Linked DNA regions of Homo sapiens: region 1 is linked to region 2. A link is an interaction called in ENCODE POLR2A ChIA-PET data of the cell type or tissue named here. Cell type or tissue: MCF 10A. All regions are shown on one strand.

Region 1 (8,000 bases), 360 kb before region 2:
AATAATTGTTTGTTTTCTCAGCCAAGGCAGAATTCAAAATCCCTTCTCTTTTCCCAAGGCCCTTCTCCTATAAACCTCTCCATCCTTCTGCCAACAGGACACTCTCTGGCTGGGTTTCTCTGGACAGCCTAAATTAGGGCTTCACACTGAGAGCTCCCATCACTGCAGACAGCACAAAGTGACACCTCGAAATATCTTCTCCAGCTGAATTTCCAACATCTGCCTTTTCTCTTTCTCAATTTCCTTAAAAATTTAAAGAAAGGACAGCCAGGCGCGGTGGCTCACACCTGTAATCCGAGTACTTTGGGAGGCCGAGGTGGGCGCATCACGAGGTCACGAGATCAAGATCATCCTGGCTAACATGGTGAAACCCCGTCTCTACTAAAAATACAAAAAAAAAAAAAAAAATTAGCCGGGCGTGGTGGTGGGTGCCTGTAGTCCCAGCTACTTGGGAGGCTGAGGCAGGAGAATGGCATGAACCTGGGAAGTGGAGGTTGTAGTGAGCAGAGATCGCATCATTGCACTCCAGCCTGGGTGACAGAGCGAGACTCTGTCTCAAAAAAAAAAAAAAAAATTTAAAGAAAGGACAAGTGAAGATTAGTGTTACTATCTGTCAAGGAATCTCAGCTCCCTCTGCTAAAAGAACAGCTCTCATCTTTCACTCTTGGCATTTTCTCTCTCTGGCCAAGTGCCTCCTTTACAATCTTTCCCTGGGTCATTTCAGTTCATCTTCCCTCTGCCTGCCTTTTACTCGTCCACTTTCTATTATATTGCACAGCCGCAAAAGAAAGGGTTTGAATTAAATCCGATGTGAGCTAGACTCCCCTGTTAGCAATTTATTAGTGCTGTGACCTTGAGCTAGTGACTTAACCTCTCTGAACTTTATTTCTTTACCCTAAAATTGGGCATAATAATGGCCACCTTACGTGACTGTAAGGAGGATCAGGAATAATGTAATTAATGCCTAGCCAATAATAAGTGCTTTAACCTGGCTTCTCAGCAGAGCAGAGGAATTACGCCCTTACGCTTAGTTATTAAACACTGCCTTCCCTATTTCTGTAAAGGCAGTTAATTTCTGTAACTTATTTATTATTAAATCCTTCACAATACGATGGATGTCCTTTAATCCACCATACAAAAGATAGCTATCACCATAATTACTTACAAAAGATAGCCATCACCGTAATTTCTGCGAAAATGCCTTAACTGCAACTGCTCTGGGGTGTGTGTGTGTGTGTGCGTGCACACGTGCCTAACACTATTTGCAACGTGCCAGGCCTCTGATCGGTGATAAGCACTTAGTATGGATTCTCTTATGTGAGGTGGCTTCTATCGTATCCCCATTTCACAATGAGGAAATCAGGCTTAGGGATCAAAACTTGCCTGAAGCCCCCCAGTTAGCAACTGGCAAAGCGAGGATTTGAGTCTGAGCAGTCTAGCTCTGGAGCCTGCACTCTATGCCTTTGTCTCAGCAACGCAGGGGGGTCAGTGAAGAAATTAGGACTTCCAGGGTTTTCAGGAAAAAAAATGTGCAAAAGTTCCTACAAACCTGGAGACATCCTTTATAGTCCTAGTCTCACAATCCTTTCTCTGCCTCTCTGGATCCTCTGAGCCAGTGGAGCTCAACCAAGATAAATGATGTCCTCCGGAAGACATTTAGCCATGTCTGGAGACATTTTTGATTGTCACAGCTGGTAGGGTGGGTCAGGGGTGCTACTGGCATCTAGTGGGTAAAAGCCAGGGATACTACCAAACATCCTACAATGCACCAGACAGCTCCCCCTGCCCCTCCCAAAAAAAGAATTATCCATCCCAAAGTGTCAATAGTGTTGAGATTGAGAAAACTGGCTCTGCATCTAGGAGCTTTCTTCCAATTCCTTCCCACAAAAGGGTGTGAGGTTGGGATAAGGAAATCCATGCACTTGTTTTTCTTATGCTACTATCTGGCATGGATATTTAAGGTCAATGCCAAAGCAACCCAACTTACACAATGTTGTCTATTGCAGGTTAGGATCATTCCAGGGCAATACATATTAAGATTTTATTAGGGCCAGTGCAGTGGCTTACACCTGTAATCCCAGCACTTTGGGAGGCCGAGGTGGGTGGATCACGAGGCCAGGAGATCGAGACCATCCTGGCTAACATGGTGAAACCCCATCTCTACTAAACATACAAAAAAATTAGCCAGGCGTGGTGGCGGGCGCCTTTAGTCCCAGCTACTTGGGAGGCTGAGGCAGGAGAATGGCATGAACCTGGGAGGCAGAGCTTGCAGTGAGCCAAGATCGCGCCACTGCACTCCAGCCTGGGTGACAGAGTGAGACTCTGTCTCAAAAAAAAAAAAAATTTATTTAACACATTTAGAGAAAGGTGCTCAAGTGTTTAAAAATTAGAAAAATAAGAATGACAGTATTTGAGGTGGAATTCATATTAAGCACAACTTAACATTTTAGGGCCTTTTAAAAAACATTTAGGAACTATTACTAGTGTCAAATGACAAATTATTAAATGCAAGTAAAGGTTTATTTTATTTATTTATTTTTAATAATTTCAACTTTTATTTTAGATTCAGGGGTACATGTGCAGGTTTGTTACATGGGTATGTTGTGTGATGCTGAGGTTTGGGGTATGAATGATCCCATCATCCAAGTAGTGAGCATAGTATCCAATAGGTAGCTTTTCAAGGTTTTCAGCTTGTCTGCCTCCCTTTCTTCTCCACTAGTCCCCAGTGTCTATTGTTCCCATCTTTATGCCCACATGTACCCAGTGCTTAGCTCCCACTTATAAGTGAGAACATGCAGTATTTGGTTTTCTATTCCTGCATTAATTTGCTTAGGAGAATGGCCTCCAGTTATAACCATGTTGCTGCAAAAGACTTGATTTCATTCTTTTTATGGCTGCATAGTATTCCATAGTATAAATGTACCACATTTTCTTTATCTAGTCCACTGCTAATGGGCATCTAGGCTGATTCCTTGTCTTTGCTATTATGAATAGTGCTGTGATAAACATACAAGTACATGTGTCTTTTTGGTAGAATGATTTATTTGGGTATATACCCAAAAGAAAATAAATCAAACCCAGTAATGGGATTGCTGGGTTGAATGGTAGTTCTGTTTTAAGTTTTTTGAGAAACCTCCAAACTACTTTCCATGGTGGCTGAACTAATTTATATCCTCACCAACAGTGTATAAGTATTCCCTTTTTCTCTGCAGCCTCACCAGCATCTGTTATTTTTTTGGATTTTTAATAATGGCCATTCTGACTGGTATAAGATGGTATCTCACTGTGGTTTTGATTCCCATTTCTCTGATGATTACTGATGTGGAACATTTTTTCAGGTATTTGCTGGCCACTTGTATGTCTTGTTTTGAAAAGTGTCTGTTCATGTCTTTTGCCCACTTTTTAATGGGGTTATTTGTCTTTTGCCTGTTGAATTGTTTGAGTTCTTTATAGTTTCTAAATATCAGATCTTTGTCAGATTCATAGTTTTTGAATATTTTCTCCCATTCTGTAGATGGTCTGTTTACTCTGTTGATAGTTTCTTTTGCTGTGCAGAAGCTCTTAGTTTAATTAGGTCCGCAAGCAAAGATCCAAGTGCAAAAAAAGATTTGTACCAGCAGCTTAGAGAAAAGATTGCTAATTGTATTTTGATACAAATTTTGATGTAATGTGTCACTGAGCAGTGAAACTGTGTGATTTAAAAAGGAAGGGCCGGGCACGGTGGCTCACGCCTGTAATCCCAGCACTTTGGGAGGCCGAGGCGGGCGGATCATGAGGTCAGGAGATCGAGACCATCCTGGCTAAAATTAGTCAGGCATGGTGGGGGGTGCCTGTAGTTCCTGGCTACTTGGGAGGCTGAGGCAGAAGAATGGCATGAACCTGGGAGGCGGAGCTGGCAGTGATCTGAGATAGTGCCACTGCACTGCACTCCAGTCGGGGTGACAGAGCGAGACGCTGTCTCAAAATAAATAAATAAATAAAAAGGAAGGAAGACGGGAGGAAACCAAGTGAAGGGTATACAGGATCTCTGTGTCTGTGTTATTTCTTACAACTGCATGTGATTCAACAATGGTTTCAAAATTCTATTTTATTTATTTATTTATTTTGAGACAGAGTTATTATTTATTTATTTATTCATTCATTCATTTATTTATTTATTTATTTATTTTGAGATGCAGTCTTGCTCTGTTGCCCAGGCTGGAGTGCAGTAGCGTGATCTTGGCTCACTGCAACCTCCGCCTCCTGGGTTCAAGCAATTCTCCTGCCTCGGCCTCCCAAGTAGCTGGGATTACAGGCGTCCACCACCACGCCCAGCGAGTTTTTGTATTTTTAGTAGAGACAGAGTTTCACCATGTTGGCCAGGCTGGTCTTGAACTCCTGACCGCATGTGATCTGCCCACCTCGGCCTCCCAAAGTGCTGGGATTACAGGTGTGAGCCACCACACCCAGCCTTGGTCTCAAAATTTTAAAAGCTTAATTTCAATAACAGAAGAGAGGAAGGATAAAGGAAAGGAAAGAAAGAACATGACATTTGTCTTTTGCTTTTTAAAATTAATTTCTATTTGTAGCAAATTACTACCAGTCACATTTGTTTTTAGTACTTATTTTCAAGATGTAGTTATGATGTTTGCTAAGCCTTTGGGAGGAACGTGGACATTAACAACGGGTCAACTCCTCTGGGCTGGACAGGGCCAATTTACCCATCAGTCACGGTAGGTACAGGTTCTAGGGCCAACAGAAATGTCTTAATCTTAATTTCTCTTAAAAATCAGAAAAAAAAGAATCTAATAATTAAAAATAATAAAATAATATTACAAATACTATATTTTGATATATTCTTGAATATGAATGATAGTCATTATAATAAATATATAGTCATAAATCCAGCCTAGATTATATTCGTTTTTATACCAACAGTCATTAAAAAGTATTAAAGTCATTAAAATATTATTTTAAAAAATTTTTTTAATGGAGGGAGAGACTCCTGAAGTGGTTCGACACTGAACTGGGTATTAAGGGGATTTTTATAGACAGTTGTTGCTGTCCTTAATTACACCAGGATGTTTTTGGCATAGATATGTTTATATATGTATGCACCTATGTATATAAGGAAATGATTTGAGGTCACTGGGGAAAGTGTTTGTGAAATGATGCTGACCACGTGCCAAAGGCTGTAGTAACACCTTATGGCTATAAAACCAACTTTGTGATGTGCATGTTGTTCTAGCGCCAGTGCACGACAGTTGGGTGAGTTTTGCAGGTTCCCCCTGCAGCATTAGCCATGTTCCTGACAATAGCAGCTAATCACAAACACTGCAGCACTTATATCCCTCCCCTGTTGATGTTTCTTTTATTAGCACTCAGGGCTTCCAGGTGTGAGCAAGTAGAAACGGTCTGTGGCATTACAGAAGTCCAAGGACACTTCCTGAGTGGACAAGGTGGGTGGGTGATCCAGTTGTCCACTAAGAAAGTGCCCTTGGGCTTCTGAGCTGGTTGGGTGATCTGCCTGCCATATGTGGCTTCCCATGGGACTCTGCAAAGGTAGCACCAGGTCACCAAGAGGTGTGAACAGAAGGAACAGTCCACTGCCACTCACTGTCTTACTGTGGCTATCTTGAAATGTGGCATTCATATCTATCCCCAAATTCAATGCCAGAAGCTGCTGATAAAGCATAGTCAGAAGCTGATTACGTTTAGAAATATGTTTCCTGGTGTGTAGGTAGAAATATGTTTCCTGGTGTGTAGGTGCAGGGGGCATCTTTCAGTGTGCCTTGTGCTTTGCCCATTGCTGCAGCAGCCAGGGGCTTACAGGTGTGTCCTGGCGCACTGGCCTCAGCAGAGCAGCCTTTCTCTTGCTCACTGCCCTGAACTCTCTGTCACTGCTCAATGGGAGGCCTGCAGACACCATCCAGCCACCCTGCCACATTTGTGGGCCTGGGACTGGGACAGGAGGGAGTCAACACCTTTGGGACAATCTTTGAGCAAGGAAAGTTGAGCCTGGGAATAAATACTCCTCCTTCTCTTGTGAATAATCTTCAAGTACACTTGAGAAGGTTTCTCAGAGGATCTGCAGTGGGCTAGGTCCCTAACTGACAATGAGAGAAACCAGCTCAATTGCACTCTGTTGAGTTGGCTTCCCTTCTTCCCCACGTCGCTCTCCCAAACACCTCCTCCCCCACTGCTACTCCTTGGGTGCATTTTCCTAAGTGCACTGGCTGCACCAGGCCCTAGTCTCAGGCCATGCTTTTCAAGCTAAGACGGTAGGCATGACTGTGAAAGCAGTATGGTGCATAAGCGGTCCACGGCCCAAAGCCAAAGCCACAGCCACATTACCACACAGAGCCCCCAAAGAGGGAAACTGATTTCAACACTGTATATTTTGCTAATATGTGCCTGCTACTTACAGTATCAGCCACAACTGAATGTCCACAAATTGCAGGCTTGCAAAATTCAAGTGAGTTTGGCAAAAGGAGGAAAGCACTTACAAGTGTTCCAAAATGGGTAAGAGGAAAATTACCATGATTAGGAAAGAGATTTAGCATATCCCTCTTTTAATTGAGTTTAATGGAGTTTCTCCTTCCAAACTAAAATGTTATTTTAAAATGTGTTGGTGCCCTTAAGAAGGAATCCTCAGTTTAATTCCCTGAATTTCATTTCTCAGTGGAAAACTGCCTATGTTTCACACAAAGACATCTGCAAACATTCACACAAATGTGTTCATAGGAACATCCTGAGACCAACAAGGAGCCAGCCTTGTTCTGGTCATAACATGTCCTCATTTAATGTCATTGGAAAAAATAGCTCTATCACAATGAAAAGGAATATCACAAGAACATCTGGAAAAAAACTATATTCTTAAGTGATATATTTGAGTTCCAATTTTTGTTTTTAATTGTTTTGAGGGTTGGCCCACAATTTAAAAAAAAATAAAAAGAGAGATGATAAAAGGACTCTGTCAAAAACCTACTTTAAATACTTTTAAGTGTTGATCCAAGGAGAAAAGAAATGAACGAACCAGAGATGAGAAGGCAATAAAGATGCTGATATAACGACAGAAAAAGTGCTGGATAACCAATGAATAGGTCCAAAAACTAAAACAAAGAGAGGCGGGAAGGAGGTGGAGAAAGGGAGAGGAGACTTTAGATCTAATTTCCTAACTTCCTAGTTCCTAGGACTGTTATTGGAAAGGAGTCCCAGTCCACACCCTAAGAGAGGGTTCTTGGACTTCACACAAGAAAGAATTCAGGGTGAGTCCATACAGCAAAGTGAAAGCAAGTTTATTAGGAAAGTAAAGGAATAAAAGAATGGCTACTCCACAGGCAGAGCAGTGGCATGGGCTGCTAAACTGAGAATACTTATGGTTATTTCTTGACTTATGCTAAGCAAGGGGTGGATTATGCATGAGTTTTCTGGGAAAGGGGCTGGGATTTCTGGAACTGAGGGTTTCTCCCCACTTTAAACCACTTAGGGTAACTTCCAGATGTTGCCATGGCATTTGTAAACTGCCAAGGCACTGGTGGGAGTGTCTTTTAGCATGCTAATGCATTATAATTAACGTGTAATGAGCAGAGAGGACGCCTAGAGATCACTTTTGTCGCCATCTTGGATTTGGTGGGTTTGGCAGGCTTCTTTATCACATCCTGTTTTATCAGCAAGGTCGTTGTCACCTGTACCTTGTGTCGACTTCCTATCTCATCTTGTGACTAAGAACGTCTAACCTCCTGGGAATGCAGCCCAGGAGGTCTCCGCCTCATTTTACCCAGCCCCCATTCAAGATGGAGTCGCTCTGGTTCAAACGTCTCTGGCAGGACTAGGAAGGCAAAATAAGCTGCTGCTTTCTGTGGTATAAAATAATAAATTCTAAAAATCCAATCTATTCTAGAATGTCTTTTGTTTTAAGGCATTATTAAAAAAAAACCCAGCACCTCCAGATTCAGATAAGCTGTTTGTCTGTATTAAGGAAATAAATACAGGTTAGTTGTCACCTACAGGAACTGCAA
Region 2 (8,000 bases):
TCAGCCAATTGCCGATCAGAAAATTTTAAAATCTACCTAAGACCTTGACCTCCAACCTTCCCCACTTCGAATTGTCCCACCTTTCTGCACAGAACCAATGTATATCTTTAAAGTATTTGATTGCTGTCTCTTGTCTCCCTAAAATATGTTAAACCAAGCTGTGCCCCAACCACGTTGGGCACATGTTCTCAGAACCACCTAAGGGCTGTGTCATGGGCCATGGTCACTCATATTTGGCTCAGAATAAATCTCTTAAATATTTTACAGTTTGACTTTTTTCATCAACAGAATGATACCCTCATAATAACCTGAAGATTCAGATGAAGTAAATGCACCACTTAATAAACTATAATGCCAGGTTTTAAATTGCATTCACCAATATTACAAAGGTTTTCTCACTGAAAATCAGTTAGTACTTTCCTGAGTTCAATAATTCATCCAAGCAACTGATCAGAGGTATGCATTTGAAAACTTTTTTGTTATTTTTAATAATAACTCTGTGACCTCATTTCTTTCACTCAAAAGTCAATAAACCTACAATAGGAAGTCTTCCCATGAATATAGTAGTTCTGTAGATTTGTTTTGGGAGAATGAGGTTTCGGAAGACTGATCTTTCCTGCTTATTGTCCCTGTGGGGCATAATAGTGTCCACACATAATGAATAGTATGCATCCCCTCACAGGGTGATGCTAATGACACATGCCCTCCAGCAGCCCGCCCTGCATGCAGCTGATAGTGTGATAGCCCCTGCTGCAGGCATTCCTCTTCAATTTAAAAGCTGTAGAGAACATATCAGAGTTAGAAGGATGCAGACTCTCTGTTCCAGGAGAGTGATTACCTTCTGCAATCAAGCATGATAAAATTTATGATCTTTTACATATATTTGAAGACGTTGTCCTGTAGCATTACTAAAAGATGTATAGAGGTCTGGAGAAATATTCTACAAGAACTATGTATGACATGTTATCTTCAGTAATAGGATATAAATTTATAGCAATATGATTTTTAAAGGAGTTGTAAGTTATTTGTATTCTTTATGTTCTGGGATAAAGAGAAAAGCTGGCTGAAATAACCAGGAATTTCCACCACCATTATGAGTTGTTTCTTTAGCTCTGACTACAATGGCAAATTGAAACGGAGATTTTGGTATTTATCTGGTAAAGTGAAGCAAAAAGCAACTATACATGCCTACTGAAAAATAGTATTTGAAAACCTAAGTTATCCAAATTACCTGTACAAATTCACCAAATAAGTAGTCAACACTTACCCTACATGCTCAAAGCTGATATACAAGTATCTGGAGAATAAAAAAGGAATATTTTAATGGAAGCCTATTTAGTGAATGTGGAATTCAGGGAATGATGTCCCATCGTTAACAACTAAAATCTGAGAGATTTTCATGGAGTTATCAAAATGTTCTCTCATTTGTTAGCATCTAAAATAATTATGCCAGCAATATGGTCTACAGGCTGCTTCTACCAACTGACTAGACAACCATTTTCTCAAATTAAATTAACCCCATACTCTATAGTTTATAGAAGTCTCTCTCAAAAAAGCTTCAACCTCTCACCAGACAGAGATATTTCTAATAGTGTTTATCTTCAGTGAAAAAAAAAAGCTCATACTTCATTAACTTTAAAAAAGTAAAGTAAGCCTTGCATTAATGAAACAGGATAATTCCCTTGACCCCTTCGTGGGACTCAGACTATAGCTCTCAACCCCTTACAGAAGTGGGAGCATGCAGGCGAGTGGGTACAGGGGCCAGGACAAGTGCTTCTGGGCAACCAGCAGGAGCAGAACTCCGTGAGAGCCCATGGCAGCATCTAGGGGTTGCCTGCCAACCCCAAGGCCCCAGAGGGCATGTGTTAGAGTGCACTCTCTTAGCTTTGCCATCCATGGTTGGCTTAAGTGTTACACAGCTCAGTGGAGGGTCAGTGTGACAGCCTCTTGTACCCACACCCGGGTCCTTGTCCATCATCCAGGAAGAATAAGGTCACATGAATGAATTGAAGGGTGGTGAATGTGGAGGATTTTATTGAGCGGTAGAAGTGGCTCTCAGCTGGATGGGGAGCTAGAAAGGGAATGGAGTGGGAAGGTGGTCTTCCCCTGGAGTTTGGCCATCCCTGGCCAAACTCTTCTCCAAGGTCTTATCATTAAGCCATCCCTGTGAAGTCAAGCTGCTTCTCTCTGATGTCCAGCTGCTGCTTCTCTTGTCTCCAATGTCTGGCTGTTCCTTCTCTCCTTCTCTGCCTCTCTGCCAGTGGAGCCTGGCTTTTTATGGGTACAGGATGGGGGATAGGGTGGGCCAGGGTGGTTTTGGAAAAGGCAACATTTCCAGCTGGAAAACAGGAATGCATGTTTTCGCTTTGGGCTGCAGGTCCAGGTTTGAGGATGGGGCTTTGTCCGCGACACTGCCCTTTTCTGCTTAGTATTTCCCAACCTCCTGTCCGTATCATTCATTAGAAACAGCTTTGCCGGCTGGGTGCAGTGGCTCACGCCTGTAATCCCAGCACTTTGGGAGGACGAGGTGGACAGATCACGAGGTCAGGAGCTCAAGACCAGCCTGGCCAACATGGTGAAACCCCGTCTCTACTAAACATACAAAAATTAGCTGGGCATGGTGGCGCACGTCTGTAATCCCAGCTACTGGGGAGGCTGAGGCGGGAGACTCGCTTGAACCTGGGAGGGGGAGGTTGAAGTGAGCTGAGATCACACCACTGCACTCCAGCCTGAGCAACAAAGTGAGACTTTGTCTCAAAAAAAAAAAAAAAAAAAAAAAATAGAAAAAGCTTTGCCATCAGTGTCAAAAGATCTGTTTCCATTCTGGATCTGCCACTAACTAGAGGTGTGCCCATTTGACAAGTGCCTGTGATACCTTCAAAGACAATTCTTTTACAATGAGATTAATGTGTTAAAATTTTTTTCACATATGAAATTAAACAAATATATAACAAAACTGTGTACCAAAATCTAGTCTCCCCTTCTTATCATTTCCCAGCCTCTCTTGCAGTTGGATGGCCATGTGACTATATCCCCCCTGAAGGAATGTGAGTATAAAGTAATGTGGTAAATCTCACTTCAGGACTTAGTCTTTTTAGACAGTATATTTTCTCCATGTTCCCTTTCCCTTCTACTAGCCAGATCCTAGGCATGGCAACCAGCCTAAATCATGCAGATGACAGTATACTCTGGTTATGCAAGAATAACAAGTTAGAAAGAGCCTCAGTCTCTGAATCACAGTATGGAATAGAGCCATTCACTGACCTGTACTCGTCGTGGGCACTTACATGAGAAATAAACTTACAATGTACTTAAGTGATTACAAATTTGGATTTATGTATCATGCACCCTCTGATTTATTGGTTCCATTACCAGAAATACCTTCCTTCCAAGAACTTGGAAAAATGTGCACAATATATTATTAAGTAAGGTGAGTATGTATCAGAAAAACAGATTGTCGCCAGGCACGGTGGCTCATACCTATAATCCCAGCACTTTGGGAGACCAAGGCAGGCGGATCATTTAAAGCCAAGAGGTTGCTGCAATAAGCTATGATTGAGTCACTTCATTCCAGCCTGGGCAACAGACTGAATCCTATCTCTAAAAAAAAAAAAAAAAAAAAAAGTGCCAGGCACGGTGGCTCACGCCTGTAATCCCAGCAGTTTGGGAGGTAAACTTGGATGGATCATTTGAGGTCAGGAGTTCGAGACCAGCCTGACCAACATGCTGAAACCCCGTCTCTACTAAAAATAACAAACGTAAGCCAGGCATGGTGGCATGCACCTGTAATCCCAGCTACACGGGAGGCTGAGTCAGGAGAATCCCCTGAACCCAGGAGGTGGAGGCTGCAGTAAACTGAGATTGCACCACTTTGCTCCAGCCTGGGCAACAGAGCAAGACTCCTTCTCAAAAAAAAAAAAGTAAAGAAAAAAAATCAGAAGAAGGTAATTACATTCTAGTCCATCAAGTTATTTTTATTTTTTGTTTCAGATTACAGGTGTCTGTTTCAAGAGAGTGTATATGAAGAATATGGTTTAAAACCAACATGAACATGATATAACCCAAAGAGAAAAATCAAATAATATTTTTAAATGCTTATTTGAAAAAAAATGGTAAAAGCTACTTACCAGCACAATTGCTTAGAACCTAGTGATTTCAATTCAGCAAACCAAATGTTTTGTATTTATTTATTTATTTATTTATTTATTTATTTATTTATTTATTTTCAGACAGTCTTGCTGTGTCACCCAGGCTGGAGTGCAATGGTGCAATCTCAGCTCACTGCAACCTCCACCTCCCAGGCTCAAGTGATCCTCCTGCCTCAGCCTCCCAAGAAGCTGGGACCACACCTGGCTAATTTTTGTATTTTTTGTAGAGACAGGGTTTTACCATGTTGCCCAGGCTGGTTTTGAACTCCTGGCCTCAAGCCATCCACCTGCGTTGGCCTCTCAAAGTGCTGGGATTACAGGCATGAGCCACCATGCTCGGCCAATCAAACATTTTTTAAACATTTCTATGTGATTGATACTAAGGGTACAAGGGGACAAGAGCCCTAGTCCCTGCCTTGAAAAAAATACACAAGTAGAAGAATCCTTTAGAAAAATGTAAATTTTTTTATTCCTAAAAACAAGGTTTAAATGCATACTTTCTAAAGTCACTGAAAAAGAGAAAACAAACAAAAATATAGTTATATACCAAAGTACAGAAAATAACTGAACAAAGAATAAGATACAGAAATAACAGCACGAGACGAAAAATTAAGATCAAAAGAGATACCAATAAATAAAATGTGACAAATTATATCATGAAAATACAAAAAATTCAATTAAACAAATATATATATGTATATAGACACTATTTCTAGAAGTATCTCACAACTTTAGAACTAAAAGGATGACAAAGGGATAATAAATGAAAGCAAACACCAATAAAACAGAAATCACAATATTAGTAATATGTATAATAACAAAAATATTAAAATATGTAAAGCAAATATATTAAACAGAACAATAGAGGTTATTTTATAATCATGAAAGATCTAATTAACACCAAAAATATAACTCTCAGAAGTCTTTATATGTTTGTATTTGTGTTCTCTTGCTGCATAACACAATACTACAAACTTAGCAGCTTGAAACATTACTCATTTATTATCTCATAGTTTCCATAGGTCAGAAGTCTGGGCCCAGTGTAGTTGCGTGCTTATAAAAGTATTGGTTACTATTAGGATCTCACAAAATTGAAATTAAATCAAGATGCCAGCTAAGGTGTGTTCTCATCTACTCATCTAGGGTTTAGGATCCTCTTCCAAGCTCATTCAAGTTACTAGTGTTGGAAGTAAATGCTTGGTGCCACCAAGTGAAAATAGCACTCAGGCAAGTTTTCTCAGCAAGGCAATTTACTTCTATAGAAGGGTGCATCTCATGGATACAGCAATGGCGAGAGCACACCAGACAAGGGAGGGGAAGGGAGTCTTATTCCTAAAGCATGCAGCTAGCCCCTACTGCTGCCTCTCTCCCCTATTGGCTAGGGTTGGACCACACAGTCTAAGCTAATGCTGACTGGCTATTTTAAAGAGAGCAAGGGTACCACCCAGAGTGGTGGGGTGAGTAGTTTCGGTGGGAGGCATGGTTACAGAACAGGTGACTAAGGATGCCTAAGGACAGCACAGGTGACTAAGGATGGCTGAGGACAGAGCATGTGACTAAGGATCCCTAAAGACAGAACAGGTGATAGAGGCTAGGAGGGTAAAGAATGAGGACGTTAAACTTTAAAATGGAGGACAAAGGACAGGGAAGCTGAACATACTGACATATTGGTTTTTTGAAGAGGAACTCAGAATTCATTGTACTTAACAATTTTTCTTCCTCTTGAATTTTAAAGGAAGTTAACAGGCTAAACTTAGAAGAGGAATTTACTGTATCCTACATTAGTAAAATTCAGTTCCTTGAGACTGTAGGACTGGGGTGTCTGCTTTCTTGCTGGATATTGGCTGGGATCACTCTTAGCTCCTGGAAGCCGTGTGCAAGCCCTTGCTACACGGCCCCTCCCATAGGCAGTTCTCAACATGGCTGTTTGCTTCCGCAAGGCCAGCATGGGGCTCTCTCTCACTTCAAATCTCTCTAACCCCTTCTATTTCTGACCTTCCAACTCTCTTTTAAAGGTCTCACTTGATTTGGTCAGGCCCACTCAGGATAATCTATCATTTGATCAACTTAAAATTGATTGATTCAGAACCTTAGTTATATCTGCAAAATCCCTTCAACTTTTCCATATAACATAACTTAATCATGGGACTCATAGCCACCCACATTCCCAGATTTCTCTCACACTCAAGAAGAGGGGATTATTACGTGGAATGTATACTAGCCACCAGGAATTTTAGAGACCATCTTAGAATGCTACCTGCCAGTGTTGAATTGTTTTTCATGAAAATATATTAGTTGTTAATATATTAAGTATATTAACCATTAAAAATGCAAAAAGATGGATTTTTAAAAATATATAAGTAGTGTGTTATCATATATATTTCTGTCTTTGACAGACTGACTAGGCAGAAAAAAATGGACTACAATACAAGAAATCAGAATTATATAATTAAGATTGATTTGAAAGATTATTGGAACTCTAAAAACAGAATATAGTTGTTTTTCCATTGTCTTATGGACTTAATCCTGTATTTGATAAAGTGAAAATCTTGGAGTCTGAAAAGTAAATATTACATGGGCCAGTCTCTGAGTGCAAGACAATAGAGCTAACAGAAGAAAAAATTAACCAAAGTTATGCAGGCATTGAAAAAGTTTACTCTTTTAAATAATTTTTGATTCAAAGAAGAGAGGTGGGTATTACAATAATAACTTAGTGACAAAGGATTATAGAATGATAAGCATTCCAGCCAAAAACTTAGGGAAAGGAAATGAAACATAATCAAGGAATATAGGAAAAATAAATTAATTATAATAAAGCAAACATTAAAGAATTAAAACATTCAAAGTTTATTTTTTATGTTTGAAAAAGCAGTGAAGAATGTGGAAAGATATGTACTGACTTAACAGTGAGTGGTAATCCTTTGAGGTGCAAACACAATTGTCTTTTTTTGTGGTTTAAATTTGTTATAATAAGCTTGGATTACTTTTATAATTATAAATAGATGATAGGTAGACAAACAAGGAATATTCTGGTTTTTAAAGATTAGCTAGAAAGTTCCAAGTATTATATAAACCATTTTTCCAATATCTTTTTTTTCTCTTTGTTGAGACAGGGTCTTGCTCTATTGTCCAGGCTGGGTTCAAGCGATTCTCCTGCCTCAGCCTCCCAATTAGCATGGATTACAGGCATCTGCCACTACACCTGCCTAATTTTTTGTATTTTTAGTAGACATGGGGCTTCACCATGTTGGCCAGGCTGCTCTCGAACTCCTGATGTCAGGTGATCCACCCACCTGGGCCTCCCAGTGCTGGGATTACAGGCGTGTGCCACCACACCCAGCCCATTTTTCCAATATCTTATGGAACATATTTAAAAATTCATCATGCAATAGTTCAAAATTAATGTCTCAAATTCCAAAATACAAATATTATATAGGCGTTGTCTCAAAACTCAAATAATAAAACTATAAAATTATAATTTAAAAATAACTGAAAAAATAAAAAGTTAATTGTTTTTGACAAGTATTTTGATTTTTTAATTTTTTTAGTGGTTATAAATGTCTTTAGGTTTTTGTCTTTAAGTCAATTTTGGCAATTTATCATTTTCCTAGGAAATAACCTATTTTCTCTGGGTTTTCAAATTTGTTGGAATGAACTTGAACGTCAACTTCATTTTATTTTGAAAAAATTGTTTCAGTATTTTCTTTTTCTTTCTTTTTTTTTTTGAGACGGAGTCTCACTCTGTCACCCAGGCTGGAGTGCAGTGGTGCGATCTCAGCTCACTGCAAGCTCCGCCTCCCGGGTTCACGCCATTCTCCTGCCTCAGCCTCCGGAGTAGCTGGGACTACAGGC

Evidence for each region. ChIA-PET counts read pairs that join two places held together with the same protein. Peaks named below come from ENCODE experiments on the same cell type or tissue, not always from the same donor. Only the 100,000 strongest peaks of a DNase experiment are listed, where the experiment ranks them.
Region 1: POLR2A ChIA-PET joins it to region 2 with 5 read pairs; 2 of 35 experiments call an interaction of 5 or more read pairs at or near these places.

What each region holds. Positions count from the first base shown.
Region 1 is chr6:17,213,056-17,221,055 of GRCh38, forward strand. No RefSeq gene overlaps it. Among named protein-coding and RNA genes, the nearest start is that of RBM24, 64 kb to the right of the region's middle. In MCF 10A, no CTCF peak of the experiment used is centred here; no DNase peak of the experiment used is centred here.
Region 2 is chr6:17,571,850-17,579,849 of GRCh38, forward strand. No RefSeq gene overlaps it. Among named protein-coding and RNA genes, the nearest start is that of FAM8A1, 24 kb to the right of the region's middle. In MCF 10A, no CTCF peak of the experiment used is centred here; a DNase peak (open chromatin) is centred at 3,192.